Regions from separate parts of the Mus musculus genome. Here region 1 is linked to region 2. Evidence: chromatin loops called from intact Hi-C (ENCODE). Cell type or tissue: left cerebral cortex. All regions are shown on one strand. Links, peaks and the distances in the headings refer to the core of each region. The heading gives the core; the rest is flanking DNA. Region 1 holds the start of Lratd1 (LRAT domain containing 1). Region 2 has its middle 99 kb from the start of Gm40287.

Region 1 (16,005 bases), core at 4,570-12,569, 1.4 Mb before region 2:
TCTCCTTTGTCAATCCTGTCTCATAAAAGCCTACAGAGATAAAGCAGAGGCATGCAAGCATAGAGTTCTGAGAGAATGGTGAAGATGCTTTTTGAAAAATCTTCTCTGTCTACTTTGGAAATTGGTCTTTAGAAAAAAGCTATGCTTCACCAATATCACTGATTCTTTAGATTTCAAACTTCAAATTAGTATTTGTATTTTATAAAGTATGTCATTCTTGAATTTCCATAGTCTCCCCCAGACCTTATATATAGCTTAAAATCCCAAGTTGAAATAGCTTTCCTTGGGTACTAACAACCATAGTATGGCTCAAACCACATTAAATTCTATTAAGTGCCTAGGGGTACTATGAGAATAATAACTTCCCAGAAAACTCCAGGGAAACCTTCCTAAGAATTCTGGGGAAAATATTAACTATAGAAGCATATACATTTCATAAGACATTAATTTAGTTACATTTTGAACACTCAACAACATCTTAGATTATTCTCACTGCTCAACAAGCCTGGAGGTCCAAAACATATTAATCAGAGGAGGATGATTTTCTTTATCAATTCTTCCCCCATCATGGAAATGCCAAGCAAGCAAGACCTTTTCTCTTCCACAAGTGTTATAAATATAGTGGCTTAGGGGTAAGATCGAAAGAGATTTCCCTTTGCAAAAGGAAAAAGGACTTGTGTTTTGTAGACTTTTCTATTCTGACTAAAATTCTTAGGGCAGTCATGCCTCCTTTTATTAAAGAAACTTCCGTGGAAAATTCCTTGTCTCATGTTTATATCTTGAATGCCAATCCTTTGTTGTCTATAAAATTTGCAGCTAAGGGGAAAGAGCCTGCAATTCCATAGTAGTGAAACTTATAAAGGCCATTCATGAAGAACTTATATCCTACTGTGCTGCAGACAGAAAAAGCTTTTATACTATACATGGCTAGTCTCTTAACATTTGTAATAAATATAGTGCAATAGGAAATGTTCATCACTGTAGCTAGTTTCCTAAATAGAAGTTAGCTTCCTACTGAGTAGTATGTAGAGTGTGTCACATGTAAGTTCATGTTCACTTAATGTGGGAAGCCATCTCTTCGACTGTCAGGATTTTCCATCCATTAAATAAGACTTGATAGTCCAAGGCTTTGCAATGACAAAAGAATGAACACAGTATATAATATTCTTGTCTTCCATAGAACAAACATGTGTGATACAAAAGACTTAACTGACATGCATCACAGAGGAAAGAGTGTATGTGGTGGTCTAAGGAAAGTACAATGGAAATTTCCAGAATAAAATGATCAAAACCACTCTAGTTTTGGGTAGATCTTGGTCCTTGAAAAGTGGATAAATATGGGCTTGTCATTCTAGATTTGAGACAGGAAGACTGAATAAAATAGACAAGATAGGAAGTCATGGGAGCCTGAATTAAAACTACATGTTCTACAAATGTAGGCAGCTTGGGTCTGAAAGTTGTAGGATATGCAACTAGGCATGGACAGATTCACACTATGGAGGACTGTGATTGTCCTACTAAAGTATTTTGTGATGAATCTTGTGAACAATGAAACTGTCTGTGTGTGGAAATATCACCATGGCCACGAGTGTTTAGAAAGATAAATCCTGGGGTCACAAAAGAAATGTGAAACCTCTTGTGCTGTGGGTAGGAAGTAAATGCCCTTAGACTGACAACTCTAAACCCCAGGGTCTATAATAAGGTGATTATTGTCTAATTTCACTAAACATAACTTCTAATATGAATATATCCTATGTAATATATTGGATATTGTATCATTACAATATAATAAAATGCACATATCCTCAAACAACTGTTTGCCATTTATCTTGACTTTTAACCTATCTGAAACACCTATAGTTTTGTGACTTATATCTGACTACACTTCCCTGAACTTCCTTTGCCTCAGAACTCCCAACCCTAGGGCCATGTTACCGATGAACACAAAAGGACAGAACATGTATATTGCTGTTAGTGGCAACATGCAATGAAACTATCTTCAGTGACTATCCCAGATTTGTATACTGTTTAGGGGAATCTGAAAACTAAAGACACTGGGCTTCACAATTAGTGAATAAGCTAGCATGCTTCAGTATTATTGGAAGGAGAAAATCGTTGAATTTATAATAACTAACTTATTTGTTAACACAAATATAAGTATACTTATAATAAAATAACCTCATATTTTCCATTGAAGCCTGAATAGATTACTAATACCTCGATTGATATCACAGACATATTGCCACTAGAAAGAAAATAATAAGCAAATTAATTAATTGATAAGTCAACTATCATCTTACTGTTTTGTTCGAACTCTGAGTTGCTGCTTTGATGGATTTTCAAAGTGTAGCTCAGGATGACTCAAGATTATACTTTTGTGCCAGAGTACCCAGAGGTTTGGTTGGTATGAGCCTGCCTTCCATTGGCTTTTGAAGCATTTATTTTGAACTGGAAACTAAGGTATTGCCTCTATTCATACATAATATTTCATAAGTATCTGCCATTTAGATTAAACCAAGTTCAGAACTTATGTTCACATACAAAAATAATTGGATTATAAAAGCCAGCAAGCATAGCAATTATTCTACTATGTACAAAAATGAGTAATGTTTATTTGAAAAGAAAAAATACACCCTGACCAAACAGCACCAAATCTAATTATCCCAGCAAGGTAAGCTTGTATTCTCATCTTTGTCTACAAATGAAGAACATTTTTGTGTCTTATGATTGTAGCAAGAGCTATAAAAATAATAATAATAATAATAACCTTCCTCTGAAGGAATAATCTTGTCATTTCCTGCTAGGAAAATCTCTTCTTGAGGTGAGAGAGAGATGGATGTGAGGGAGGACAGACTCAGAAATACTAGTGTGCTTTCACCCTTCTGACCAAAAGGCAAGAGAACAGCTTTTACTTTTCGTGGAACCCTTGAGACCTAATCCTAATTAGGAGGTGGCCCAGAAGCTTTCCAAGCCATCTCTGTGGATTTCAGCTATGGAAGCTCATGTCTCCTTCCCACTGAATGCCAGCATTCTCTGAGTTTCTAAGTGATCAATAATTACTGAAACCCACACGATTGAGATACCTTTTGTACCCCATATGTGCCCCCATACCCTCAGTCATTAACAGAAACTGGTGAAAGCCTGCAGCTGGGGGCTGCTCTAATGGATGCTCAGCCACTTAAAGCATGGGCAGAGAACACCATTCTCCATCCCAGCATATCCAAACTCTTGGCATTCTTATATTGGTGTAAGACAGGTACCACATCCTCAAAAGGAAACTTTGAGTTACGAAGCCAGAGAACTTCATAAATTATCCAAGTGTTGCACATTAGAATCCGTTTTTCTCTGCCGTCTTCAGTTAGAATGAAGAACAGTTATCTCCTGCTGAAGAGCTTACTAGCTCAGAAAATTCTATAACCTCTGCAGTTTCTCGCCACCCTTACTTGTTTCATCCCCTCCTGATCTTTTCAGATTTTCTTTGAATCTTGATTTTGCTTTTGATTATTTTTGGCTTATTTGTTTTTCACTTTCAAAAAGTGAAACTAAGTTGGAGGTAGTGGTGCATGCCCGTAATTCCAGCATTCAGGTGGGGTAGGTTAGAGGACCATTTTGAGGTTGAAACCAACAGCCTAGTCTATACTGAAAATTGCAGGCAAGCCTGTTTCAAAAAAATAAGCCAGCCAAAAGTTAAAAAAAAAAAAAAAGGGAAAAGAAGGAAGGAAGGAAGGGAGAGAGAGAGAGAGAGAGAGAGAGAGAGAGAGAGAGAGAGAGAATAAAAGGGGACACAACACGGGCGGTGGGGTATGCAATAAAAGCTAACTGCGTCAGCCACACATATTTTGTTTGTTTGTGTTTGGTTTTAGCCACAGCATGCTGTGCTCAACTGCCCATGAACTATGTTAACTGTTAACCCGTGGACATTCTGCCTCCTGTTTTTTTTTTTTTTTTTTTTTTTTTTTTCTAAAACCTTAAGTCACTTTCCATCTGCTCTTTAAAAAACTGTGTGTGTGTGTGTGTGTGTGTGTGTGTGTGTGTGTGTGTGTGTGAATAAAATGTCTAGCTAATGGCAGAAACTTATATATGGAAATGTACCTTATTATAGACAGGTACATACCAGTATTCTTCTAACAGCTAAAACTGCTGAAAATGAACTGAGGGTTTTAGGTGAAATTTTAGCTAACTGAAACTCTATTTCAAAGCACCTGGAAACCTGTGGGTTTTCATCCGTAGCCTTCTGTTCAAGCGGCAAATGGTCTCTCCAAAAAAACACAAGCCAATATCTTCCTTTAATGTAAGGGAAGCCATGAAGGGTCCATAGCTCCACCATGTATAGCACCAACAGTGATAAAAAGCAGCAACAGGGAGCTTTGAGGACATGCATGTACATAAGAGAAAATTAGGGGCCTTTTATTATTATTATTGTATAATTTGTTATTAATTTTGCTTTAGTTTGACTTTACCTTGTATATTAGGTGACTTGGTCTTTTAGTTCTTAGAGATGCTGGAAGTAAAACAGATGCAATCACTAGAGGATACTGGAAGATCAGGAGGATGACTAAATTGAACACTCAGGAAATTAATTATTTTGCAAATATCAATAAAATACTTTTCTGACAAATGTCAACTTTTAAACAAAAGTGTTCGTCAAAGACACATGATACTGAATGGGGAAAACATGAATAAAAAGTCATGAGCTTCAAACTTACTTCTGTGTCTGGTAAACTGTTATATTTTCTAAATGCAGATTAGTGTGTGTAATTCTTTTACATTTGAAAATGCTGACATAAAGTTCACTTAAATTGTTAAATACCGAAGAAATTTTATACCTATCAATTCAGCTCACTTATACAGTTGATTTTGCTTGTTTGCATTGCTTTAGTGCAGCACATACAACTTCTATAGGCTTTCTTTTTCAAAGGAAAGAACACACTTGGAAAGGACTGGCATTGGAGGGCTTTATTTTTCACGTGTCTGCCCAGCTCACCTTTCCTATGTCTTACTCATTTTGTTTGTTTGCTTGCTTAATGAAGTAAGTTAAGTTCATTTGCATTTTAAATTTCTCTCTCTCTCTCTCTCTCTCTGTAGTAGTTTGCTTTTCAAATACGACTCTTAGCAGGGGAGAAAAGGTGAGGTGGCCTTTACCCTGGTAAGGGCTGAACAGAGTTCAGCTTCACACTCTTCACATCATGGGAATTACTACAGAGCTCCCAAGGACAGGAAAAAAAAAAAAAAAAAAAAAAAAAAAAAAAAAAAAAAAACCCTGAACGCTACTTTATTGTCCTTTTGCAAATGTTACAAGATTCATGGCTTAATTCCTGTAACCAATAAGGATCTAGAGAAATGGGACTGGCCCACAATAAAACTCAAGTGACCCATACAAAGGGATATCAAACCTTAGAGCCCCCTTTCAAATCCCCCCCCTTTTTATCGATGTTTTATTATTGTGAATTTGTAAAAGTATCATCGTCCACCAAGACCTCAGTAGATCACTCTAAGAACAAATGCTATTTATAAATCCCAATCTGGTTTTCATTGCCATCAGGTTTCAGCAAGTATAAAGCTTATGAAGCACTCCCCTGTTAGCATGGCCCTTTTCGAAAGCATACACATCCCATCAAAGAAATCATTCAGCTTTGGGTGCGATAGAGACTGATGAGTTCTTTTGCCCACTCATTGACACAGTGTCAAGAAGGAGTCCTGTTGGAACCAGTGCTTAGGATGGTATTTAATTCAGCAGGGAGCCAAGATACAGTAGTAGGACACAGGAAAGGATATGGTGTGTGTAGACACAAGAAAGAATTCGGTTTATGGTCATCAATCTGTCATTTGCCAAAAGACTAAGTTAGAGAAATAAATGACTTTCAGTTCTCCATACATGCAAAGGTTAAGTTTACAAAAGTTTTGCTGTTGTATGTGCTGAAAGAAAAAACATAAGCAGTTTTAAAAAATAAATCACTCGATTGGCTTCAGAAAAATACTTTAGTTCATATTTCATTGATTTGACCTTTTGACTCAAGATCAGAGAATGAATCCAGCATGAGAACAAAATGAAACAAAATAAAACAACAAAAATCCCCAGAAAACAGAAACAAACCATTTACCATGGAAATGGCATTTCCCTGCCTGCTAACTTCTACTAGTTTTTATTGCATTAGTTTTGAAATGCCAAGAAAGTGGCTTTGGACATAGTGTTTGCTGTTCAATGAAACCATAGTATCCAATTGCTTGCAACCATGAGCTAAACATCATTATTTGACAAACTCCCTCATGAGAGACTGTGCACCTTCCAAGGTGTGTGTAACACAAAGAATCAAGTAACGATCAGTTAGGCTGGGGTTGTACCCCTTGGAGAAAAATCCACAAACTCTTGCCCAAAGAAAGGAGCGTCACATAACCTTCATGTTTAGAAAGACACACATTCTGTCCTGCTTCTAAGAGCGCTTCCCTGTTCTCAGAAATAAACATCAGGACAAGCTACAAAAGCGGGCCCCAAAGCCCATGAACTCTAAATTCCTTTCAAGGGGGATCAAGAGGTGAGGAGAGGGGGGAATGCAAAGATGAGATGATGATGGTAAACAGAATGAAGAAAAGAACCCTCATGGAACTTGCTAGCAATTTTCACCAAAGCAGCAGACCCTTGAACTGAAAAAATTCAGTACAATATACACACTAATAAACAGCTCCACCATTGCAGGCCTACTTTGTAAAGCCAGGAAAAAAAAAAAAAAAAGGAATAATTATAATATCCCCAAACAGAATTCTCATAAGAGTTGAGAAAAACCAGAGTGAAAGCAATGTCAGCTAAGGTCTTAGCTAAATTCCACTCCTAATGGCCCCCAGTATTTAAGCTATCATGGATTAAAGCCATGAAAATAAAAATTTCAATTTGAAATTTCATTAGCATGTTACTAAAAATGATCAAGAGAAGCATCGACACTGTAGGCTTTGTTGATATCGTTGGAAAACTGCTGTTTCATTTTACAAACAATCTCCACCTGCCTCCTGCCTCCTGCCTTCTAGTTAGGAAAAGCCAAACTAAAGACACTGGCTAGGCTGTCCTAATGCTGGTTTCTGGAATGTTGTAGATCTTCCCTGCCTCCCTCTCCTTCAGTCCCGCTGAATACAGGACTCTGAGTGAGAAGGGAAGCAATCAAGGGCTTCCGAGCAAAAAGCCTCCTCCTTCCTAAGTTCAAGTGCCCACAGGCCAGGTGAATTAGCTCCTTTTCCGGAGCCAGCAGGCCCTCCTCTCCCAAAAAGGTGCTTCAACCATTTTCCTCCCGGGACCCAGAAGGCTTTCCTTCTGGCAAGTGTCGGTCAAGCCGGGAATGGCATCGGCTTCCAGTTGCTCAAACTGAGAAGTCAATCCTATCTAGCTCAGCCTGGAATGCTTTGTCAGGAGACTCTGGGCTGGAGAGCTGCAAGACAGTTCCAGGCAGCCTCAGGGTAACCTGGAGTCCCTGAAGTGCTCCAAAGTACAGAGACAGGCTCGGTTTCATGGGAATTCTGATATCCGGGGGCACATCCACTCTCCATTCGGGAGTTGAATTGTGTCCTGAAAAGACCAACTCTCACCTCCGACTGGTTTGTGTGTGCACATCTGGGGGTGGTGGGTGACGGTTCCCTGTGACTAAGGATATTTGCCCTGTCTGCAGAAGAGTCACTGACCCTTGGCTCCCTGGAAAGGTAGTGTCCTTGCTCCCCTTTTGCCCACTCCCTCTTTCCCTTCACAACCCAGGGCAGAGGCGCAGGCTGGATTACCCTGGCATGATCACCAACACCAGGGTTGTCTTAGGAGCGCGCAGCTGCTCCCGCCCAGTGCGGTGGGTGGTGGTGAGTTCCCGAAGCTTCCAGCCGCTGGCCCTGGGCGGGCGCGTTAGGGGAACATGGGGTGCAGAACTGCGGGGACCGAAAGGGAACTCCGGGCGTGGGAACTGGCACGCCGAGCTGCCCCTCTGAGGCTACTCCTTGTCGTCCACAAAGTCCTCAAGCTCCTGCAGCACTCGCAGGCGGCCACTGGCGTCTATGCGACGCTTCTCGCGGATGAGGTCCTCCAGGCTGTGGAACCGGGCCGTGTGGACTTTGTTCTCCTCCAGATGCACTTTGAGATAATACTGCTGTTGCGGCGGCTGCGTTCCTGCGGGGACCTCCCCGCCAGCCTTGAACTCGCGCTTTCCAAAGCGGCACCAGGCAGCGAAGCTCTCGGAGTTCGTCCAGCAGATCTCCTCGCTCTTGAGGCCCAGGTGGCCACAGGCGTTCTGCACCACTAGCTCGGCCACCAGCGGGCGGTAGCGGTACCAGCTATTCACCACCCGGCCCACGTTGGCCGCGCCCGCCTGGTACAGGCTGTCCTGGCGGATCTCGCCTTGGTGCAGGTGGATGATCTGCCCGCCGCCCACGTAGACGGCCCAGTGAGGGGCTGGCGCGGGCTGCTCGGTCGCCGGCTGTAGCCACAAGAGCTCTAGCAGGTCGCCTGGCTCGCAGATCGCCGGCAGCGCAGTGACCGCGTAGACACTCAAGTCGGCGCCCTGAGGGCCGCCGGTCACTTTGGAAAAGATGCATTCCTGGCCCCGGAAGGCGGAGAACTGAGTCTCGTTGAGGACGAGCTGGTGCAGCAGGTGGTGGTGGTGGCGGCTGGGGCTCTCTGGGCAAGGGCTGCAACCTGGGGGGCCCTTCACACCAAACTTGTCCGGCTGCCCGCGTTCGTCCAGGTCCTCCTCCTCATCCGAGAAGAAGTAGGCAACCCCGACTCGCAGCTCGTCCTTCTCAATCCCAGATGGGTCCCCAGTGGGCAACTCGCTGTAGTTGAGGTGGGTGATGCGGTCCAGTTGGTTGCCCATCAATGACGCGGCGAGGCCAGGGCCAGCAACTGAGATCTGCCGAGGGAGAGAGGATAGACACCATCAGAGTCCGGGTTGACCCTCCTGGTGTCCCTTCCCCAAGGCGTTCAGTTCCCCAGGGGCCTGCAGCTTGCCTGACCACCGGCACTGAGTCGCCTGCGACAGCCAACTTTGCAGATCCGACCTGGGGTTAAAAGGGGGGGAAAAAAAAAGAAAGAAAGAAAAGAAAAAAGGGGGGGCACAGAAAAAGGCACCAGTCTCAGGGCCAGAATAGACAGCATACCAGCTCAGCCAGCCTCTGACTCTGCCCAGGAACCCTGCCCGGTAACTTCCACAGTAGAAACCACAGGCGGGCTAGAGAGCATGTAAGGTTCAAGTGGGCGAAGAGAGCGCAGGTTGTGGCAGATTGGTGATATACCCAGAAGGAAGGGAGGGTGTCAAGAGAAGCCCCAAGGCCCGAAATACAGCAAGCTGAGCTCACATTGTGGTCGCCATCCTTTGTAGCCCACCTACTCGTTTTGGACTGGGTCACACCCGATCCCCGACAGCTTCTTTCACAAGGGCAAGACTCGTTTGCAGGCATTCACTTGCCATCAGCATTTTGCACACTTGGAGTCCAGGCACTGACAGCCTGGTACATACACCCACAATGCTAATGTCATACACCCACAATGAAACATCTTGGAGACCACACATTGGCACCATCTACCCCCAATTCCTACACAATTCCGGACGAACGCCTGCACACTTGTCAATGCGCGTACTCTCAAGCACTGGGACACACCTGCCCACGCAGGCAGGTGCACTCTGCCCTCTCCTTGCTTGCCTTTTTCATAGAGCCAATCGGACTGCGCCAGGGCGAGGCTGCTCTGTCTAAAATAACCTAACAAAGAGACAGGGGAGGCAAGGCGAAACCCATGGTGAGTATTAGTGGTGTGTGTGTGTGTGTGTGTGTGTGTGTGTGTGTGTGTGTGTGTGTGTGTGTGAAGACGTCTACTTTCAACCCGAAGAGCCCCTCTCTTCAACCCAGCACACAATTCACACAATCGGACGAAGAAAAACCATTTTTTAAGGCAAAGAAAGCGGCTTTTCCGTACCCGTGATTTCCCTGCGCCCGAAACCCCAAACTCCTTTTAAAGTCTCCAGGTCCCCATGGGTGCTGTGGAGGCGGCAGTGGCGAGTGGGTCCTGGAGTCGCGTGGGACTGCGGTTCCGATCTATCCGGAGACGAGCAGTGAGGTGAGGTACCCAGAGCGGTGCGGATGCGCTCCGTGTCTACGCTGGCTTGGGCGTCTGCTCCACCTGGCAAGTCCTGGCTCCACTCCGCTTTCCTACAGCCGCGCGGACGACTCTTAAATCCCTTGAACAGCCGTTTTCCAGGCCCGCCCCGGAACGCGCCCATTGGCTAGGACTCGTCCCCGAGCCCTGCCAATCTCGGCTGGGGGTGGAATCAGGGGCGGGTTTCCTTTGTGCTCCGCCCTGCCCAGCCCCCAGCATTCCCCAGCCTCAACGCATTGGGAGCGTAGGTGTGAGCACCCGTGGGGAGCATAAGAGGGGCGTGGCTAGTACACCCAGCTGCTCCTTTGCAACCGAGTCCCTAGTAACTGAGAACACAGTCCGCCCGCGTTCGTGTTCTGTATTATAAGAGGACAGATTCCAGAAGGAAAACTGAGTTTGGGGGTGGAAAAAAAAAAAAAAAAAAAAGAAGAAGAAGAAAGAAAGAAAAAAAAAAAAAAAGAACGCTCTGCGTGGCCAAGGCATTGTGAGTGGCTAGGAACCAGGAACCGCGTATTTGAGGTTGCTTTGATGGGACTTCGGAGTCTTGCTTGGCTCCCGGCTGTCGCACAGTTGCTTCTGTTCCTGTCAGTCACAGCCGCCTTAGAAATTGCATGATGGTGCTCAGCGCCTGTCCTTTGAGCCAAGTGAAAGTGCTGACCCAGCGCCATTGCCGGCGCCTGGTTTTAAAAGGAGAACCATGTAGGTGTCAAAGGCTTCCAGAAAGTCTGAGCTTTGGCTGGCACCTTCTCTGAATGTTCCTTTGTCTTCAACCTCCCGTTTCCCGTGAGAGGGCTGAATCTCAAATGCTAGCTGATATTAGTGCACAGAAGTGTTTCCCAATTCCAAAACTGTCCTAATTAAGGGAATCATGTTTGGTTTTGTGTGTGTGATAAAGTGTCCATTAGTCCTTAAGGATGGGAACTCAGTGAATGAACGCACTAGGGACACTGGATGATACAAAGTGACTTTCTTCCGTAAAAGGAAATTCTAGACAGTTTCTAAACTTTTCTGCCTTAAACTTTGGAAGAGTTCTTAGAGTTTCTGGGTCAGGTTTTAATGTCACTTTTACACTGAAGGGCTTCTGAGATGATTGTCTGTCTGTCTGTGTGTCTGTCTGTCTGTCTGTCTGTCTCTCTCTCTTCGCCCCCCTCCCCCATGTTCCTTCCCCTTTCCCTCTTCCTTTCACCCTCCTCCTCTCTCTCATCCTTCCCCATAGCCCCTTCCTTTCCCTTCTGGGAGCTGTTGACCATAATTCAAACTCAGACCACTTCATTTCATTACAAACCTGAAGCACACGTGTGCCTTAGGCTTGCAGACTATGCCGCTGAGTTCTGGGCCCCCTGGCAATGACTGACAGAGAATGAGCTTCAGTAGTAACCAAAAGGAAAATTGACCACAGTGGCCACCATCCCTGTGTTTAGAGGTTCAAGTAGGCAATTTAACCCCCAGACCTTTATAGGGTAGTCACTAAAATCTGCTTTGTAGCAAATAAGGAAATATCCTGGGGTCAGTCAGCAACAACAACCTCCTCAAAGTTCATAGAAAGTTTACTTTTTATATAAATTACAGTGTTTGCTGATAGACTAAATCTTGTTTTCACAGTGTGAAAAACAGCAACAACAAAAGCAAGTGTTTCAAGTACTTTAGTTATTGGGCCTAAGTTCATAGAATGTGTCAACCTTTCTGTGCTGAGCTGTCTGCCTGATTCTTTACAAGGTACATAGCCTCCACCTTCTCTTCAGGTTTGTATTATTTTCACGAATGTTGTCTGCCTTCATAGCATGCAAGGGCAGTGATTTATCAAAGTAGAGACTTGATAAGTATTGCTGAAAAAAGACTGGTTTTAAATCAGTCATCTGTATAGTATTTACTTAAATTAATTTAGAAAATTGGCCAGTGTCCAATTAGTGGTTTGAATGGGAATGGTATGCTTGGTCATTATTGATGAACTCTGAGAAGGATTAGGAAGTGTGGCCAGGATGGAAGAGCTATGTCTCTGTGGGTGGGCTTTGAAAAAAACAGGCCACCCCCAGTTCTCTCTGTGTCTCTATCTCTCTGTCTCTGTCTATCTCTCTCTTTCTATGTGTCTCTCTGTGTCTTTCTATCTGGCTCTGCCCCCCCCCCCCCTTTGTGCCTGTAGATAAGGATGTACGCTTCCAGCTACTGCCCCAGCACCATGCTGCCTTCCTGTTGCCATGCTCCCACCATAATGGTCAAAGACTCACCCTCTGGAACTGTAAGCCCCCAAATAAATACTTTTATTTTATAAGTTGCCTTGGTCATGGTGTCTATTCACAGGAATAGAAGAGTAACCAGGGCAGTCCACATGGAAGTTGTTAGAAAATAAGTTGTCCTCCTTGAAAGCACTAACTACAGGTTTTAAGGCAACTTTAATATTTGATACACATAACAAACAGCTCATTTTTTTTTCTGTCTAGGAAGTCAAGAGAGTTAGTTGAACAAGTAATTTATGAAATCAAGAAGGGTTATCGTTCTTAGTATCAACTGGTCTCTGAGATGCTGGGAAGATATCTAAGGTGGTATGTGAGAAGAATACATTAAAGGTAGCTCAGGCCTTGATTTTGAATAGCTGTATTTTTAGGGCTCTATTCCCAAGGTCAGAGTGGCACACCAGTGTAGCCTGCAGGCTGTTCAGAATACCTGTTGTGTCTCCTACTACCCCAGAGTGCAGAGTGGGCAGGCTGCTTTTTGTTTCCTAGTATCCTAATGTTCCTGAGAATATTCCAAGTGAAACTTTGTTACTGCATGGATCTTAAATCTAGTGTGCAGATTTTGATTCTCTCTTTCATCCCCTCTCCCCTGTGGGGTTAACAAGCTGATTATTTTATTCACAACATGGGAGTAAGTATTCAGTGTAGTGAGGGAGCTCTGAATTATCATGAAACAGAGGAAAGAAGGAATCCAAGAATAGATTGAGGTCTATGCATCTACTTTATGTCAACTTTGGCAATTACAAAGAGAATCTAGTATTTGGAAATGACCACGTTCACCACAAGATATCTTTTGCAAATTGTCTCGTGTTAATTTTCTAAGCGCATGGCCCCTGCTTCTATCTAGAAGAATTGCAGAGTCATCAAAACTGGTAGAAGATAGTTGTTAAAAACTCAACTGGAAGCCAACTAAGTTTGAACTATGCTTCAAGATTGGGAAGTTCACTGTGGCTGTCAGTTTCTCATCTGTAAATGGATAGATAATAATACTGTTTGCCTCCTGGGCAAACATTTGTGTATATGAGCATGGCACCTGGCATGACTCGCTATTATTATTGGTAGAAGCAGGGAGAGAATCCTCCACTTCAGCTATGGTAATAGCTATAGCCCGGGTGTTCAAGGCTGTCCCTACCCAGGGTATGGAATTGCTTCTAAAGTCTTGGGGAACCCTGTGAACATCCTGAGAGTAGGTCCACACCTAAAACTCTGTGGGTTTGTATATGTGAACTCTAGACTAAACACACCTGGTTACCCAGCTTTGGAATCATTTCAATGAACAATTCCAAGTGTGAGTAATAGGAATGTGGAAATCTTAGAGAGACTTAAGAGTCATATCTCTAAATGTCACTCTTCCTTTTAGTGTCATCTTCCTTCTTTCCCTCTTTGTTCCTCCTCCATCAGCAGAGGAGAGCCTTTCCTTTATATTTTCCTGACATGGCCCTTGGGTCCTTGGGTCCTTGACTTTCTGGATTAGGTTGTCATCTTTCAGCTGACCCTGGAAGAAAGGACTCAGGAGTGTATGTTTTCCCTGAGCACTGATTTCTATCATTGTTTGCTAAGCAATGCTTTTGTTTTTAATTATCTGCCCTACTTTTAGCATGTATCACTTAGTGAAATAAACTGCCCTGTTTCCTGTCCTTGGCTTCCTTAGGCAGTTGGCACACTTACCCTGATTTGTATTAATGAATACACTGTAGCCACTTGGGAAGTGAGCCTGTACTATAGCTTCAAGGAGTCCATTGCCCTTTCTTTAGGGAACCCTACCAAACACCTAGACCTACAACGCAGTGTGTGGAAGTGAGAGGAAGCTATTTACTCTCAGACTGATCTTCTGAAAGGTTAACATGAACTTTTCTTTTCTGCTTGGGCAAGTGTAGAGGATCCATGGTAGAAATACTAAGATCTCTTAAACAGAAGCATCATTAGATGGGAAGAGACCAGGGTTCCTGAATAGCTGTGTAAACCAGATAATGTCCCTACACAAACTAATGTATTATTTGGCATTGGTAGGAAGACATGAACTGTATTCAGTGAAGACTCTATAATATTTGTGATTATCTGTAATGACAGTTACTCTATAGCAATTGCTCATCTTAAAATAAGTTATTTGTATGCTTTTTCTTCTATTATTGTCTTCTTGTATTCAGGATTGACTTACCTGGAGTACATGTAGCATTTCAGCAAGTCCATGTCACCGCAATACTTTCAAGGGTGGTGGGGGTGGTAATGATGGAGCTCAACCTCAGATCAGGTCTATGACAATGGTCTATGACAGATCCCCAGAATTTAAGGAATCCAAAATGGCTGTGTCGTCCTCATTAACTCTCATCACAGGTCTCCCCTGTGCGCTCTCTAAATTCCTGTAGTATCTTTGTGACTAACTTATTTACTCTCACTAAGTATCCTGTTTGCCATCTTAATTTTCTAGACTATGTGAATGATAGGATAACCTTAGAGTGAAATACAATAAGAACCCAGCTTTCTGCACCTGTTCTCATGTATCGGTACTCAAATGTTCTACTTTTTCTTAATTGGCCTCCTAGGATTTGAGTTTTTCTTTCACCACTTATTGTTATTTTTGTTTCTTTCTTTACATTTTCAGTTCTCATCAACAAATGAGTGCTTGTATTAACCTGTCTTTAGTGACATCTAATCATTGAGTCCCTAAAGACTCCTGAGTACTCCCAGGAAGAGCTAAGGGTTAATGGAGTCTTTCACAACGGTTGCAGATCAGATATCTTACATATCAGATATTTACATTATGATTCATAACAGAGGCAAGATTACAGTTTGAAGTAGGAAAGAAATTAATGGTTGGTACTCACCACAACATGAAAAACTGTATTAAAAGCTTAGAGTATTAGGAAGGTTGAGAACCACTGCTCTACAGAAAAAGAACTGGTAGTGGAACAATGGTTATCTACCAACAGAAAGTATAAGAATCCAGCAATTGTTTATTCCCTAGGCTGTATGTCTCAGCTGGTCTCTTCCGGGATCCTGAAAATGTAGGCTTTAATGCTAGCGAAGGAATGGACTTGCTAAGAAGAGGGAGAACAAGCAGGAGAGGAGAAAAAGCTTCTTTCTTCTATGTCCTTTACATCAGCTGCCGGCAGAAGGTATGGCCCACAGTAAAGGCAGATCTTCCTTCTTCGAAAGATCTGGATTAAAGGTGGGTCTTCCTATTTCAAATAGTTTAGTTAAGAAAAAATTCCCACAGGTATACTAAGCCACTTGGTTGTTCCAGTTATAGTCAAATCAGTAACCAATAATAGCCATTACACATGCACGCACGCGCACACACACACCACCATCACCACCACCAAATGCAGATTCTCAGGCTCTTTGCCAATCCACTGAAACTTAGTCTCAGAACTGGCTCTAGGAAGATGCATTTTAAACAGCACCACAGGCATGCTGAATAGTGTTTTATAATTACCAGCAAAGTACAAGTCACGTATAAGAAATCAGTCTTTCACTCTCTAGTTCAGTGACAACCCTTCCAGGAGGTAGCCCCTTAAAAGAAAAACCTGGCATTATGATCTCCAGTATCTCAGGTCCACTCCAGCAGAAGTGAGAGGCATTTTAGACTCATTTACACTAAGCTGATTTAAAAAGATAACAGTTTGCAATCTAAATCAGCATGGCAAGTCTGGGCTTTGT
Region 2 (16,005 bases), core at 4,291-12,290:
GAATTTGTTTCTCCTTAGATTTTGACCATCATTCAAGTTGTTCTGGGAATAGACATATGCCATATTTTAAAAAGTAAAAAATAAATGTATTCCTTAAATTGTTGCAATGAGAATGAATGTATGTTGATGGTTGTATGATATTCATGTATATGGTGTGTGTGGTGTGTGTGTGTTTGTGTGTATGTATGTATGTGTGTATGTACATATGGTGCATCTCTGATAGTATCATGTATTTGGTGTGCACGTGGTATATCTGGTATACATGTATTTGGTGTGTCATGTGTGTTGTATGTGTATATGTGAGCATAGTGCACGCTTGATAGCATCTGTGATTTTTGATGTGTACGTGATGGGTGCTGTGTGTTTGTCCATGCATGTGCCTGAGTAGGATGTGTTTACTCATATGTCCTTCCTACTAGCAAAGAATTTTACAAGTGTTATGTTACAAAACTTACTCTTTGAGAATAATGTTTAAAGCCAGTGGTGGAAAGCCTCATAAGGAGAAATAGTTTACAGTCAAAATTATGACTTCAACCCAGCCTCTATTTTGGCTAAAATAAAGATTACATGCACCTCATAGGGTGTGCATTTGGCAGCTTTTCAATGGGACATTTATGGTGCATAGGACATTAAAAGTTTCTAACAGAAGATTTACTTATTCCCTGGTTTCTCTCAGTGTGCAGTGGGTACCATGTAGGATGGAGATCATTATTAACAAGTAGGCCTGTATCTCTCCCCATGTCTTTAAAACCAATTGTCCACTCATAGCACAATGAAAGTTTTATCTTTCACATAGATAATAAATAATAAATACTTCCTGAGAACTCTGAATTGCCTGTTTACACTCACTGCCCAGAGCACTCCTTCTGTAGATTTTGTACCTGTGTCTTACTTAGATCACGTGTTTCTGGAGGAGTCCATTCAGTTTAATATTTCTAAAATGTAAGCAACAAATAAATTAGCTTGATGTCAACTATTAGAACATATAGTGGGTACTATGGATTAAATTTCATTAGTGCTAAGTTTCAAAGCCTGTGGTCTTAGTAACATCAACTTCCTTTTCCTTTTGTAAAAAGTAAATTGCACACTCTGGAATTCTAGATCATTTCTATAGTTCTAGAGGCAGATCACAGGACACCAATAGTATGTTAAAGACATCACAGTTGGAGAACAGGCAGCCATAAAAGAAGCATGCAATATCGTTGTGATACTGATGCTTAGAGAGACAAAGGGGTCAAAGGCATCTATGCTATTGGCATTTGATAAATATTGCTTGTGTGAAATTACATCCATACACTCAGGACATTGGATCCCGTGAGAGAGGATTTTACCATGAGTCTGTGTGGTACTAAAGATAGAGGCATGCCAAGAGCTTCAGGAGTTCTTAGCTTTTGTACAGAGAGCAAGGTTTCTCTAGGGAAAGTTACTGTTCACCTCATAGTCCCAGTGTTGTCAACAATGAGATGGAAATGATAATATTTGCTTCACAAACTTTCTATGAGGAAAAACAATGAGATAGCACACAGATAGATTACAGTGAGTATTCAAAGGTAGTGGTGATATACCATAGTCTTGTTACAAAGGTGATTCTGCACACATGAAAATGAAACTACCTAAGATCTCCTTTGCAGTTAATCCACATACAATACAAATAATGGCATTTGCAGGATGCAAAAGTGTGATGTGGTATATGTGTACATTGTGTAGTGATCAAATCAGGGTAATTAGCTATTCTCCATTTCCTACAACCTTTTTATGTAGGAACTTTTTACCTATTCTTTCTTAGTTATTTTTCTTTTTTTCTTTTTTCTTTTTTCTTTGATATTTTATTTGCACTTCAAATGTTATCCCCTTTCCTAGTTTCCCCTCCAAAAACCCCCTAATCTGCTCCCCCTGCGTACCAACCCACCCACTCCTGCTTCCTGGCCCTGGAATTCCCCTATACTGAGGCATAGAACCTTCACAGGACCAAGGGCCACTCCTCCCATTGATGACCGACTAGGCCATCCTTTGCTACATATGAATCTAGAGACAAGAGTTCCACCATGTGTTCACTTTAGTTGGTGGTTTAGTCTCAGGGAGCACTGGGGTTACTGGTTAGTTCTTATTATTTGTTCCTCCTATGGGGCTGCAAACCCCTTCAGCTCCTTGGATACTTTCTTTCGCTCTTACATTGGGGACCCTATGCTCAGTCCAATGGATGGCTGTGAGCATCCACTTCTGTATTAGCCAGGCACTGGCAGGACTTCTCAGGAGACAGCCATAGCAGGCTCCTGTCAGCAAGTTCTTGTTGGCATCCACAATAGTGTCTGGTTTTGGTGGTTTTTTGTGGGATGGATCCTCAGGTGGGGCAATCTCTGGATAGTCATTCCTTCCATCTCTACTCTGAACTTTGTCTCTATAAATCCTTCCATGGGTATTTTGTTCCTCCTTCTAAGAAGTATTGAAGTATCCACACTTTGGTCTTCCTTCTTGAGTTTTGTGTGTTTTGCAAATGGTATCTTGGGTATTCTGAGCTTCTGAGCTAATATCCACTTATCAGTGAGTGCATACCATGTGTGTTCTTTTGAGATCGGGTTACCTCATGGGTCTTCATGTGTGCCGACAATTGTTGTACGCATATGGTTTGTTTATAAAATAGTGTATATATTTTACTTTATGTCCCTCCTTTGGGGAATGTTCTCCCTGCCAAGATTAATGACTCCATCATAATCAGACTGTGAAATTCCAGGACGTGAGACTACAGATGGTATTCCTCAGCAATATACTAATGCTTTGACCTTCAGGACAACCTAAAGCTGTGGGAAAGAATACTGAAAACATGAGTTCAAGAATGTAAAAACCAATGTAAGAACTGCTTTTTATAGGATTTCTCACCTATGCAAAAAATAAGGATGCAATGTCACCTGGAAGAACAGAGGCAGCAGCACTAATGGGCCCGATCTGTTTGAGTGATATTAAGAAAGGAGATGAAGAGATTTGGGGAGTCATGATCTCAAGGCAAGATACTACACAGCTAAGAGTATTGTTTGCATTTGCAGTTGAACAAGAATACTTTGGACTTTTTACCTGCAATGAACTAGAATCCAGAAATGGGGGGCATACTTGTGATTCAGATCTGGAGGCTGGGAGACATAGGTTAGGGATAACTGAAGTATGTGCCAAGAAAAAGTCCTGGGTTCTTCCTGATACTTGGTTGCAGCTTGAGTTCAGCTGCATATCAAGTTCTTAGGCTTTTTTTTTTTTTTAGATGGCAGCCAGACCTAAGCTCCTAAGATGGAGTAGGTTTGGCTTCTCACATTCACTGAACAAAATGACAGCTTTTCAACAAACGTACTTATGATACTAGACATCTATCTCCAAAGAATCAAATTAGATCTATAATTTCTCACCCTGTACAAAATTCAATTGAAACTGGATCAGAAACCTTAATTTAAAACTGGAAACAATGAAACTACTAAAGGGAAAACACTTCAAGTCATTGCTATAGGCCAAAAAGTTCAGGGTAGAACCCCGACACAGAGGAAAATACTGTAAGAAGTGACACATGAAATTTACCACAGTCTTTCCATGTAATTTTTCTAAAATCTTACATTCCAATGAAGAGGAGACAGAATCCAAGCCTCAAAGTTATCTACTAATACTCACTAGGGATCCAAGTTCTCTCTGTGCATTGCAGACATGCGCTAGGTAAGCGTGTATTCAATGATTACTGATAAGGGCAAGCAATTGCTATGTCTGCACACTTCACTATGCAGAGGAGCTATCTTTTCCTAACTTGTCCCCCCTCCCCAGTGTGTAGAGGCAGGTAATGCCCTTGGCTTTGTTCTCCCATATTTTCTGAATACATTGAGTGAACTCAGAAAAATCTGGTTTTCACCTTCATGTTCTCCTCTACCCTTTCACTTTGAGAATCCACTGTATGATTTTAGACTTTGCAAGGATCTTTTAGATGGGGATTTATTTTTCCTGCAAAGTTCAGACTCTATCTACTGCTGTCTACAAAGAAAGCTGTCATTTACAGTGCTTGAGCTTTCACTTTAGGCTATTTCTAGTGAAGTGGGAAAGGGAAGGGCAAGAAGGACGACAAAGCCAACTGGAGTTGGAAAGAGAGAGAGAGAGAGAGAGAGAGAGAGAGAGAGAGAGAGAGAGAGAGAGAGGTGAGAGAGATATAACACAAGCAAGAAGAACATGAGGAAGAAAGTGGGATCAGAGGAAGAACAGACACAGGAGGTAAATCAGGACAACAAAGAAAGGAAATTTATACTGTGTGAAAGTGCATAGTCAGTTTAAAAACTCAGTCAGGGTCTTATCTGTGAATAGCAAATGCCTAAGATTTTAGAATACCAAATTTTCTTACATTTTGCAAAATCTAAATCTCCCTCAGTGAAATTTCACCTTCACTGAATAAATAGAAAAACCATAAATCTTGTCGTTAAAAGTTTGATTTGTGATCTGAGGCTTAACAGAACATCTATCATAAAGGACTTCATGCTGTCAGCATTTAAAACCCTCGTATTAAACATGTCATTCCTAATGGCAAGATAAGTCAATTTAAAATTGATTTTGAATTGAGGAAAATTGGGAAGGAATTCACTGGAATCATTATGTTGTCAAGAATTCTTCATATTTTCAGTAATTCCAAGGCTAATTATTTTGTTCCAAGATTACGCCAACTGTATGTCTCTTTTTCCTGTGACTTTTCTCCCTTGACAACCTTAATGTTGTTTCTTTTTTTTTCTTTTATTTATTTTTTTTCCATTTTTTATTAGGTATTTAGCTCATTTACATTTCCAATGCTATACCAAAAGTCCCCCCATACCCACCCACCCCCACTCCCCTACCCGCCCACTCCCCCTTTTTGGCCCTGGCGTTCCCCTGTACTGGGGCATATAAAGTTTGCATGCCCAATGGGCCTCTCTTTCCAGTGATGGCCGACTAGGCCATCTTTTCATACATATGCAGCTAGAGTCAAGAGCTCCGGGGTACTGGTTAGTTCATAATGTTGATCCACCTATAGGGTTGCAGATCCCTTTAGCTCCTTGGGTATTTTCTCTAGCTCCTCCATTGAGAGCCCTGTGATCCATCCATTAGCTGACTGTGAGCATCCACTTCTGTGTTTGCTAGGCCCCGGCATAGTCTAATAAATCACTAGGATACTCAATGTTGTTTCTGAGAGATCAATGGGGGCTGAAAAGGACACTTCATCCTGGCATGGTGGGCATAACAAAAATGTCTACCAAAGTTCATGAAACCTAAATAGTTCTAGGGTTCCCACAATCATCCCAGACTACAATTATCTATGATTTGGCTGCATACAATAAACTAACAGATGGAAACATCACTGTACCCAAATGCATATACACACAATTCAATAATATCTCTTAGCTAGCAACAAAATCTCTTCTTACACTTTTTCTTCCTGTATCCTATTTTCTCAGAACACTAGTTTTCAAAACAATACATTTAAGCAGGATCTTCCAAATGTTCAAGAAAACCAGGAAACCGTGTCTTTGTCTTTGTTTGGAATATAGATTATCCATGTAATCACTTGAGATGTGGTCTTTTATGATGCATAAGGGTCCTGAATACAAAGACACTGGTGTTTGACAGAAAGACACAGCAAAGGCACAGAGAGAAGGCTATCTGAAGAGATATAATTTATAATCATCTTTACTTAAACAATAGAAGGTCAATGATGGTCAGCCACACCAGAAGCTAGGATAGATTCTCCCAACACTCCACAGGGCATAGCTTACTGATGTCATAATTCTGAGTTTCCAGTCCTCTTGACTAGGAGAAAATTAATTTCTGTTTCAAACCAGTTGTAGCATTTTATGACAGCAGTTCCAGGAAACAAATGCATACCGTATACCCTATGTATAGATGTTCCCGTTGATGAGAAGGACATTGAGAACATGATAGAACCAACTCCTGGGAAAGGTAAGATATCATGAAATAAGTTGAGGAACACAGAAGAGTGTGTTTTCTGGATGCCTGTCTGTCAGTATTTCACTGAGTATATATCTTTCCATGCTCCAGCTGTTTCTTAATCCACTTATTTATTATGCCCTAAACATCAAGAGGCAGTGTAGCCATGTAACTTATAGCCACTCCATCACCAATCCTGTGAGGTGCCAAGCACATGGAAACTGTCCATAAATATCTGTGGATGAGGAACAAAGGGAGAAGAGGCCAAACCCCCTACAAATGAAGTTGAATTTCTTCCTGCTTCAAATTCATTCCCCAAGCTCTGATAATGTGAGGGGGAAAAAAAAAAAAGCACTTGCAATGCACGACTCTCTTTACAAATTTACTGAATAGTAACTCAGCCTCTTATTGTAAAATATAATTTACCACTTGTGTTAAGGAGGTCATTAAATTTTATGACATCTATTATGTTCAGTATTAGGGAAAGGAAATAATAATAGAGTCTCAGTGCTATTGGGGACTTTAGAATAATCTTTCCCACATTACTTTTGTATACATTAGAAAAACACAAATCTGAAGAAAAGTGCTAAAACCTGTGTGCCCCAACTCCTAGCTTGGTGGTTTGCATTTTGCATGCTGTATCACATTTTATTTCAGGACATCAGACATGATGTCTAAGAGGCTTTAAATGTCCAAGATATACATGAAGTCTATGTTATCCATAAATTTCTGTAACTTTACATTATAAAATGTTAAGCCTTAATTACATCTGGTTTCCCCAAGTTATCTCTGATGGATCCTAGTCTCTTTATTTAAATGTATTTTATTATTTCTTTGAGAATTTTATACATGCATGCAATGTATTATGATTATACCTGCCCCTTCAATCTTCCTTCCAACTGTCCAAGGTACCTCCCAACACATTCTATGTCTTTTTGTTTTTCATTTTCTTTTGTGTATATATGGGTGTTTTGCCTACATCTATGTATGTGTGCCATGTACATTCAATGCTCTTGGAGGTCAGAAAGTTTCTGATTCTTGAAGACTGGAGTTACAGACTGTTGTGAGCCATCAGGTGGCTGCTTGGAAATGAATTCAGGTCATCTATAAGATCAGTCAATGCTCTTAACCACTGAGACATTATCTCTGGAGTCCTTTCTGTTCTCTTTATGCTTAAAGTGTATTCCATTGTATCTAATTAGTGATACCCAATCTGCCTGTGTTCTTCATGATATTGCTGATCTCACATGGAATAATGATTAGTGTTTTGTGAAATGTAGAACAATTTATTCTACCCAACATTTGGGGTGATCAGAAAATATTTTCTTGGTCTTCAGCCTGTCTAACCACACAGTTCTTTCAGACTGCAGCATAGACCCCTTCCTCTGGAATTCTCTAAGTACAGATCTCTCCAGTGTCTTCATCCCTGTTGGAGAAAACCCAGGTGCTATCCAATTAATTGTCTTGTAAAACTAATCCCAATTTTTTTGTTTTTTTTAATCTAACTTAGGAAAAAAATTAATGTTGGTATATAATTATGGTAGAAACCCATATTTTTAATTTTTAACCATATTGGAAAAACCACCCATAACTTACCAAAGGTTTGTTTTTTTTTTTTTTTTTTTTTTGCATAGACTGTTTGATTTCAATATAAAGATCATCAAACTTGACCCACTGAAAGAAAAAAAAAACAAAAAGAAAATCAATTTTGCCCCAAATTCAGTGACAAATTCAAACCTCATATGCATTAAAATGTCCTCAGACTTTATCAAGGAACAAAGCTGTTTTAAGCAGCCTCCTTTTTAGTACACTCCAATACCTGGCCCATAAATTCCCTCTGTTTACTGATAAACGGCCATAATTTAAGTAACATTGGGATCCATTTTCCAGGCTTTTTATTAGCTTCTCTAAATTGATTAATGTTTCATAAACTCTGCTTGAGGGAGAAAAAAAGATAGCAATTGTGGTTTTGGTGAACGCGGTTTAAAATGTGAATTTCGCTTTACACAATGAGAGCATAGCGCCATCTTTTGGCATGAAATGCACTTCCTTCAGGAGCCTCCTTCAGTAGGAGCCACATCTAAATCACCTCCTCCCTAAGCCTCAGGAAAAGACACCAACTTACTTTATTAGCGGGGATGACAAATGTCGAAAGGGATATCCAATTTAAGCCCAGAATTAAATTCTAAGACCTACAGGAAGTGATTGAGTGGCAGGAAGGGAATATAAATGCAAGTGTTCAAAGTTTTGACCATTCCTAGCTCATGCCACTGGTGACATAAAGTCGGGGCTCAGTGGGCAAAGTGTTTGCTATATAAATATGAAGACCTTCACGAGTTCAGGTCCTTAGGTTCCTTGTAAAACTCAAAAGGATCACCTGTAATCCCGGCATTCCTAAAGTGGAATGGGAGATGGTTACAGAATGTCTAGAGGCTTGCAGTCCAGGTAGCCTAGCAAACAAGAGACTGTGTGCTGACTCTGTCTCTATCTCTGTCTCTCTGTTTCTGTCAACCTCTCTCACACATACATACTTTTTTTCTTTCTTTCTTATTTATTTTTCTTTATTTAAAGAAAATGCCTATAGTGCAGCACTACAATGGAACAGGTCAGGGCTGGATAATATTTAATACCACTCTGAGATACTTGAAATCTTCATCAAATTTCGGAGCTACAGAGTTAATATTGAGGACACTCAATGTATGATTTTAATTTTAACCGCAACCAGATCATTCTTCTTATTTGTATGGATTTTGAGTATTTACACTATGATTAGAATATGTAAAGAAAGGATCTTCAGTGGAGGGAACTGCCACATGAGAGGTACTCAACCATGTATCATCTGCAGGCAAAAACCAGGGAGGAATTGATTTACAAACAGCAGTAACTCCACAAGCAATCCTTTTTATAAGTCAGACATTAACACCTTTTCTACCAGGGCCTAGCATGGCTTGGCATAGAATGCCAGAGCATTCAAAATACAGGATCTCGTAAAGGTAATGGTTTCAAAGAGTCTCACAAACTTCCAGCTTGCAGGTGGTGTAAAGAGAGTGATGCCAAGCTTCCTAACAGGCAGACATCTTGGTACCAGATCAGAGCTGTAGGAGGCTGGCATATAGAAGTGCAATGTGTTGACAGACTCTCTTAAAGTCCTCCATCACTCAAATTTCATCAAAGAAAATATTCTTTCAAGAGGGATCACTGAGAACAAAACTAGATCTTATTTTAAAAACAAGCCTAAGACAGCATATTTCTCATTAATTTTCATATTATATGAAAGGAATTTTCTAGGCACTGTCAAAATTTTTATAGACTAGTCTTTATTTCAAAATTATGTTTATTAACTGTCAGTGAAGGAATGATTTATACTATATTATATGTTCTGATATTTTTATATCTGTACATAGTAGATCCATCTATACTCCCTCCAACTCCTCTCTAGTCCTTGCTCCATCTCAGCATATCTCCCCATCCCAATGTCATATCCTCTGTCTGTCTCTGTGTATATATATGTATATACGTATACATATATAGATATGTATGTACGTATACACATATACACAGTACACACACACACATACCCACTGAGTAAGCGCTTCCCCTATGTACATTTGTATGAGAAGTATGAGAGATGATCCATTGCAGAATGTGCGTTCTACTCACATCTAGCTGGTCCAGTGAAAAGTGCTTCTCTTTCCCCCAATGCTTACCAGCCATCAACTGCCAGTGCTCCTTCAGCAGGTGGAAGGTCCTGGGAGCTCCTTCTCACTCCATGCTGGAACTAAAACAGGTTTGATCACAAGTGCTGTGAGTTCATTTGAGCAAGAGTCATGTCATGCCCAAAGAATAATGTTTCACAATACTCTTTCCTACTCTTTGGCATTTACATTATTCTACCCGCCATGAGCCTCAAGGTTGGGAGTGATATAGATGCCCTCTCTATTGCTGAATACTCTCAGTCACTTATTTCCAGCACTCTGGAGAGTCTCTTCATTGACTACTGACCACTACAATAAGAAGTTTCTCTATCCAAGATAAGAGAACTACATACCCGTAAGTATAAAGATGTTGATTTAGAAGGCAGTTTGATCACATATCCATATAAAAAGACCACATCAATAGATTCTGCCCTAGGGCCAATATTTTCACAGCCTCTGGTCCTGCCACATTTTTAGACCCCAGGAACAAACATCCTCCTATACATGTTAAAATCCCAACTCTTAATTTAGAGTAATTGTAACCAATATTTTTATGTGATTTTATAGAACAATACTAAATGCTGATCTTAAAAATTAGTTGACTACTGCCAATTATTTGCATCATATGGAACTGAAATACTACATGTTTTCCTTTGGAAAGGATAAACATAGGTGGAAATTGTTTCTTCAACTAGGAGAAGGTCATTGATGTTGCAGGAACTATTTTTCTATGTTGTATGAATGGTAGATCCTATGTATATGATATTTACCAAACAAAGTGAAAATAAATATGTGACATGGAAATGCAGACTACTTCCAAACATATTGTGGCTTCTCCGTTTGTAGCATTCTCCTATTTAAATGAATCCAATGGCAGTATGACAAATATTAAAGTCTCCGGATACTAAAATGTTCCTGTGTATTTCATTCTTCTTCTACAAAAAGACAAGTAGAACATTTGAGACAAATAGTACGAGTACACTGAAGCTATGTGCATTGTGATGTATAACATATTTATTATTGCAAATGAGAAGTGTTGTGTATATATATATATATATATATATATATATATATATATATATTTTAATCTACTTGGATCACACTTTCTGCTCAACTTTGTGTAAGAAGTGTTACATCATTGTCTATGTTTGTGTTGTTGTTGTTTGGTTTTGTTTTGTTTTTGTTTTTTGTTTTGTTTTTTCAAGACTGGGTTTCTCTGAATAGCCCTGGCTGTCCTGGAACTCACTTTGTAGACCAGGCTGGCCTCAAACTCAGCAATCCACCTGCCTCTGCCTCCCGAGTGCTGGGATTAAAGTGTGTGCCACCACGCCTGGCTGTCTATGAATTATTTAAAAAAATACTTCAGTAATGATAGTTCTAATTTTATCATCCTGGATGTATCTCTAAGGTATTATGGAGAGTGACAAACTCAATAAAAGACACCACAGGGCTGAGGAGATGGTTCTGTCATCAAAGTGCACACCGTACAGGCGTGGAGACCTGAGTGTCATTGCCAGAACTCTACAAGATTGCTGGTTATGATAAAGAATGTTTATATTCCTAGAACTGATGAGGCAGAGGTGGGAGGACCGTTGGGACTCACTTCATATCTAATTGAGTCTAGTGTGCTATAAGCCCATGGGAAACCCTGTTACAAAGGACGTGGATGACAGTTGCTGAGGTAGATATCTGAGGTTGTCCCCTAAATTCCACATGCACGTATACAAAAAGGTATGTATATGCATGCACACACACATGCATTTTCATGCATGCACACATACACTCATAAAAGAGGAAAGTCATTATAGTATGTCTGCCACACTTATCACCATTAATGTTTAAATGGAACTCTCAATCACAAGTGTTATCCATCTGATGTTTTCTGTACTGAATTATTCTGCCACTGTATTTAATTAACAGTTTCTTGTGATAAAATTGAATGAAAAGTCTGATACCTGGGCCCGAATGGAAGGCTTATGTTCATACTGGCAGTCTATAAAGGACCCCACCCCTACCATATTTACTTTCTACTTCTGCATGAATTGTTTGAAAAATGATTAGATAGCAGGAGCAATGATATCTAAAAAAATGAGTTGTTGTTTATATTTGTGTATATATTTATGTTTATATTTTCTATTTGAAAATTCATGCATGCTCATTATTTGGGAAGTTAGTAACTTAAAGATAAAATTAATGAATCCATAATTCCACTTTATGGGTCAGTAACTATTCTGTGCAATTTCAACCTTGTAACCATCCTTGAGACTGCCTTCCCACACATCGCTTCACCTCCTGGTATTTGAATATAAACCACTTTGGATTCTTTAATCATATTTACAAACAGAGGGATGAGTGTAGACAAGTATGTGTTGAACTTCCTGGGGCACAGGAGTTAGTATTTGTTGATAACATCCTTGGCTTGGATAAGATTTTAAGTACATTGACAGAAATATATCTTTGATAATAAAGTGAAGTAATTAATTCTATTATTTTCTTTTTATAAAAATTAAACAGTTTGCCTTGGTGTTGGAATCAAGCTGTGAATCCATGGATTTCTTTACTTAAGACCTGGGCTTCTTCCATAGAATCAGGGGAAAGAATGTTGTCTGATAGGAGAGGTGGCAGCTATTTTAAAAGTGGAAGAAAAGGAAATAAAGAAGCATTACTGACCGTTGCTTTTAGAAAAACAAGTCGATTTTCAAAACCAGAAGAAATTAGTTGTATTCATACTAAATATGGATACATTGGGTCATAGTGGCCTCTTGTGGTGAAGATGAGAATATCAGAAATAATTATTAAAATTATAAATGTTTAATATGGTATTTCAGGTGTGTGTACAAATTTAGAAATTTTATTTCTTTATGAATACTAGTTTGAAAAATATATCATCTCTTGACATGAATGTTAGATGCTCAGAACTTGTTTTCTTATGAACCACCAAAGTATCATCATGAGGACCGAGTGTCATTTGAACATACGCAGAAATGAGTCTTCCCAGTGATGTCATCCTTGGCAAATGTCTTGTTCTTTACAGAGCTCAATGTGAAAAAAAGAGGAGAAAGAAATATATAAAAGATATAACAACCATACTTCTACTTGGTGATCTATTGCGATTTATAATTAAATATTCACTGTGATAACACTCTTTATAAGGACTCTATGAAATCATGGTAGATTTCACAATTAGTTACACATGAGGACAATAAGGATCAAATGTCTTCATTTTCCATAAGAAACAGAATGAGGCATTCTAAATGGCATCTGTCCTTGCACATGTAGACCCATTTTATGTTCATTATCCCGACTGCAATTTTGTTTGTTTTATAATTTAATTTTATTTTTTACTTTTTCAGTTACATGCCAAAATCCTTCCTCTAACCCCCTTCCCCTTCTCCTCTGAGTGGTTGCCACCCCCACCCCGACCCCGGTATTCCCCTACCCTAGCACTTCAAGTCTCTGCAAGAATAGGCACTACCTCTCCCACTGAGGCCAGATATCACAGCCTAGCTAGGAGAACATATCCCGTGTACAGGCAACAGCTTTTGAGGTAGCCCCTGATCTAGTTGTTTAGGACCCACATAAAGACCAAACTGCACATCTGTTACATATGAGCTTGGAGGTCTCGGTACAGCCTATGTATGTTCTTTGGTTGGTGGTTCAGATTCTGAGAGACCCAAAGGGTCCAGGTTAGTTGACTCTGTTGGTCTTCCTGTGAAGTTCCTATCTTTATCCCCCTTGGGACCTGCATTCTTCCTGTTCTTCCATAAGATTTCTGGAGCGCTATCCACTGTTTGGCTGAGTCAGCTTCTGGGTGGAGCCTTTCCGAGAACAACATGCTCTTGTGTGCAAGCATAACACAACATCATTAATATTGTCAGGGAATGGTGCTTTCCAATGGGATGGGTCTCAAGTTGGGACAGTTATTGGTTGGCCATTCTTTTGGTCTCCATTCTATCCCCTGTGCCTACATTTCTTGTGGACAACATATATTTTGGGTTGAAAGTTTTGTGGGTGGATTGGTGTCTCTATCTCTCCATTGTGGTTCTTGCCTGGGTACAGGTGGTAGCCTCTTCATGTTCCATACCCGCAATGTCATGAATCACAGCTAAGGTCACCCCCATTAATTCTTGGGCTCTTCCATCATCCCAGATCTCTCTCTCTCTGTGTGTCCAGTCCTAGAGATGCTCCCTACATTCTTACCCATATTAATTGCAGATTTCCATTCATTTTCATGCCCATCTGGCCATCTCTCTTGTCTTTCCCTAAACCTGAATCTGAACCCCACTATGTCCCACCCAATTCCCTCTCTACCAGTTCCCTCCCTTCATCTACCTCTTTTTTGTTGTTGTTTTTTGTTTGTCTTTGAGACAGATTTCTCTGTGTAGCCCTGGCTGTCCTGGAACTCACTCTGTAGACCAGGCTGGCCTCAAACTCAGAAATCCGCTTGCCTCTGCCTCCTGAGTGCTGGGATTAAAGGCGTGTGCCACCAACACCCAGCTTCCATCTACCTCTTATGACTGTTTTATTCATCCTTCTAAGTGAGATTCAAGCATCCTTGCTGCGCCTTCTTTCTTGTTTAGCTACTTTGGGTCTGTGGAATATAACATGGTACCTGTATTTTATCACTATTATCAACTTATAAGTCAGTACATACCAAGCATGTCCTTTTGGGACTGGGTTACAACACTCAGGATGATATTCTCAAGTTCTATCCATATGCCTGCAAAATTCATGGTGTTTTTCTTTTTAATTACTGAATAGTATTCTATTTCATAAATGTACCACATTTTTTTTAATCCATTCTTCAGTTAAGGGACATTTAGGTTGTTTCCAGTTCCTGATTATTACGGATAAAGCTGCTATGAACATAGTTGGGCAGGTGTCTTTGTGGGATGTAAGAGCATCCTTTGGGTATATGCCCAGGAGTCATATAGCTGGCTCTTGAGGTAGAACAATTCCCAGTTTTCTGAGAAACCACCAAATTGATTTCCAAATTGGTTGTGTAAGTTCACACTTCCACCAAAAATGATTCCCCTTGTTCCACATCTTTGCAGCATATATTATCTCTTCAGTTTTTTGTCTTAGCCATTCTAATAGGTGTAAGATGAAACTTCAGAGTTGTTTTGGTTTACATTTGCCTGATGACTAAGGATCTTGAACATTTCTTTAAGTGCTTCTCAGCCATTCAAGATTCCTCTATTGAGAATTCTCTGTTTAGCTCTGTAGAACATATTTAATTGGGTTATTTGGGTTGTTGGTGTCTAACTTTTTGAGTTCTTTGTAAATTTTGGATATTAGCTCTCTGTCAGATGTAGGATTGATAACAATTCTTTTCCAGTCTGTAGGCTGCCATTTTGTCTTTTGATAGTGTCCTTACCTTACAGAAGCTTTTCAGATTTATGAGGTCCCATCTATCATTTGTTGATCTTAGAGCCTGAGTCATTGGTGTTCTGTTCAGAAAATTTTCTCCTGTACCAATTTGTTCAAGGGTATTTACCACTTTCTTTTCTATGAGCTTTAGTGTATCTGGCTGTATGTCGAGCTCCTTCGTCCACTTGGATTTCAGTTTTGTGCAGGGTGATAAATATGGTTCTATTTTCATTCTTCTATTTGCAGACATCCAGTAGAAAAGCACGATTCATTGAAGATGATTTTTTTTTACCATTGTATGGTTTTGGCTTTTTTATCAAAAATCAAGTAGCCATAAGTCTGTGTTTTTATTTCTGTGTATTCAGTTAGATTCCATTGACCAACATGTCTATTTCTGTATCAATATCATGCAGTTTTAATCACTATTTCAGCTTGAGGTCAGCTTGAGGTCAGCTTGAGGTCAGGGATGGTAATTCCTCTAAAAGTTCTTTTATTGCTCAGGATTGTTTTGGTTACCGTGTGTGTGTCTGTGTGTGTCTGTGTGTCTCTGTGTGTGTGTGTGTGTGTGTGTGTTTGTTTGTTTTTCCATATGAAGTTGAGAATTGCTCTTTTGAGGTTTTTAAAAAATTGTGTTGGAATTTTGATGGGGATTGCATTGTATCTGTAGATTGCTTTTTGTAAGATGGACATTTTCACTATGGTAAGCCTACCTATCCATGAGCTTGGGAGATCTTTCCATCTTCTGATATCTTCTTCAGTTTCTTTCTTCAGGGATTGATGTTCCTGTAATATAGATCTGCTGCTTGCTTGGTTAGAGTTATACCAAGATATTTTATTTGTGGATATTGTAAAAGGTATTGTTTCCATAATTTCTTTCTCGGTCCATTTATCATTTTTATAGTAGAGAAGGGCTACTGATTTCTTTCAGTTAATTTTGTATCAAGCCAGTTTGCTGAAAGTATTTATCACCTGTAAGAGTTCTCTGGTAGAATTTTTGGGGTCGATTATG

Evidence for each region. Peaks named below come from ENCODE experiments on the same cell type or tissue, not always from the same donor. Only the 100,000 strongest peaks of a DNase experiment are listed, where the experiment ranks them.
Region 1: it touches region 2 in a loop (5-fold over the local background); 2 of 42 quality-filtered maps call a loop at or near these places.

The regions. Positions count from the first base shown.
Region 1 is chr12:14,141,888-14,157,892 of GRCm38, forward strand. It overlaps Lratd1 (LRAT domain containing 1), which reads right to left and starts at 10,151. Exons shown (of 2, transcript NM_029007.2): 1 at 9,935-10,151; 2 at 5,711-8,873. The coding sequence starts at 8,837. The coding sequence ends at 7,959. In left cerebral cortex, for the core only: CTCF peaks have their summits at 8,267 (motif pointing right), 9,104 and 9,310; DNase peaks (open chromatin) are centred at 5,647, 6,412, 7,132, 7,583 and 5 more places; H3K4me3 peaks cover 5,323 bases; H3K27ac peaks cover 3,472 bases.
Region 2 is chr12:15,499,818-15,515,822 of GRCm38, forward strand. No RefSeq gene overlaps it. Among named protein-coding and RNA genes, the nearest start is that of Gm40287, 99 kb to the right of the region's middle. In left cerebral cortex, for the core only: a CTCF peak has its summit at 7,953 (motif pointing left); a DNase peak (open chromatin) is centred at 7,958.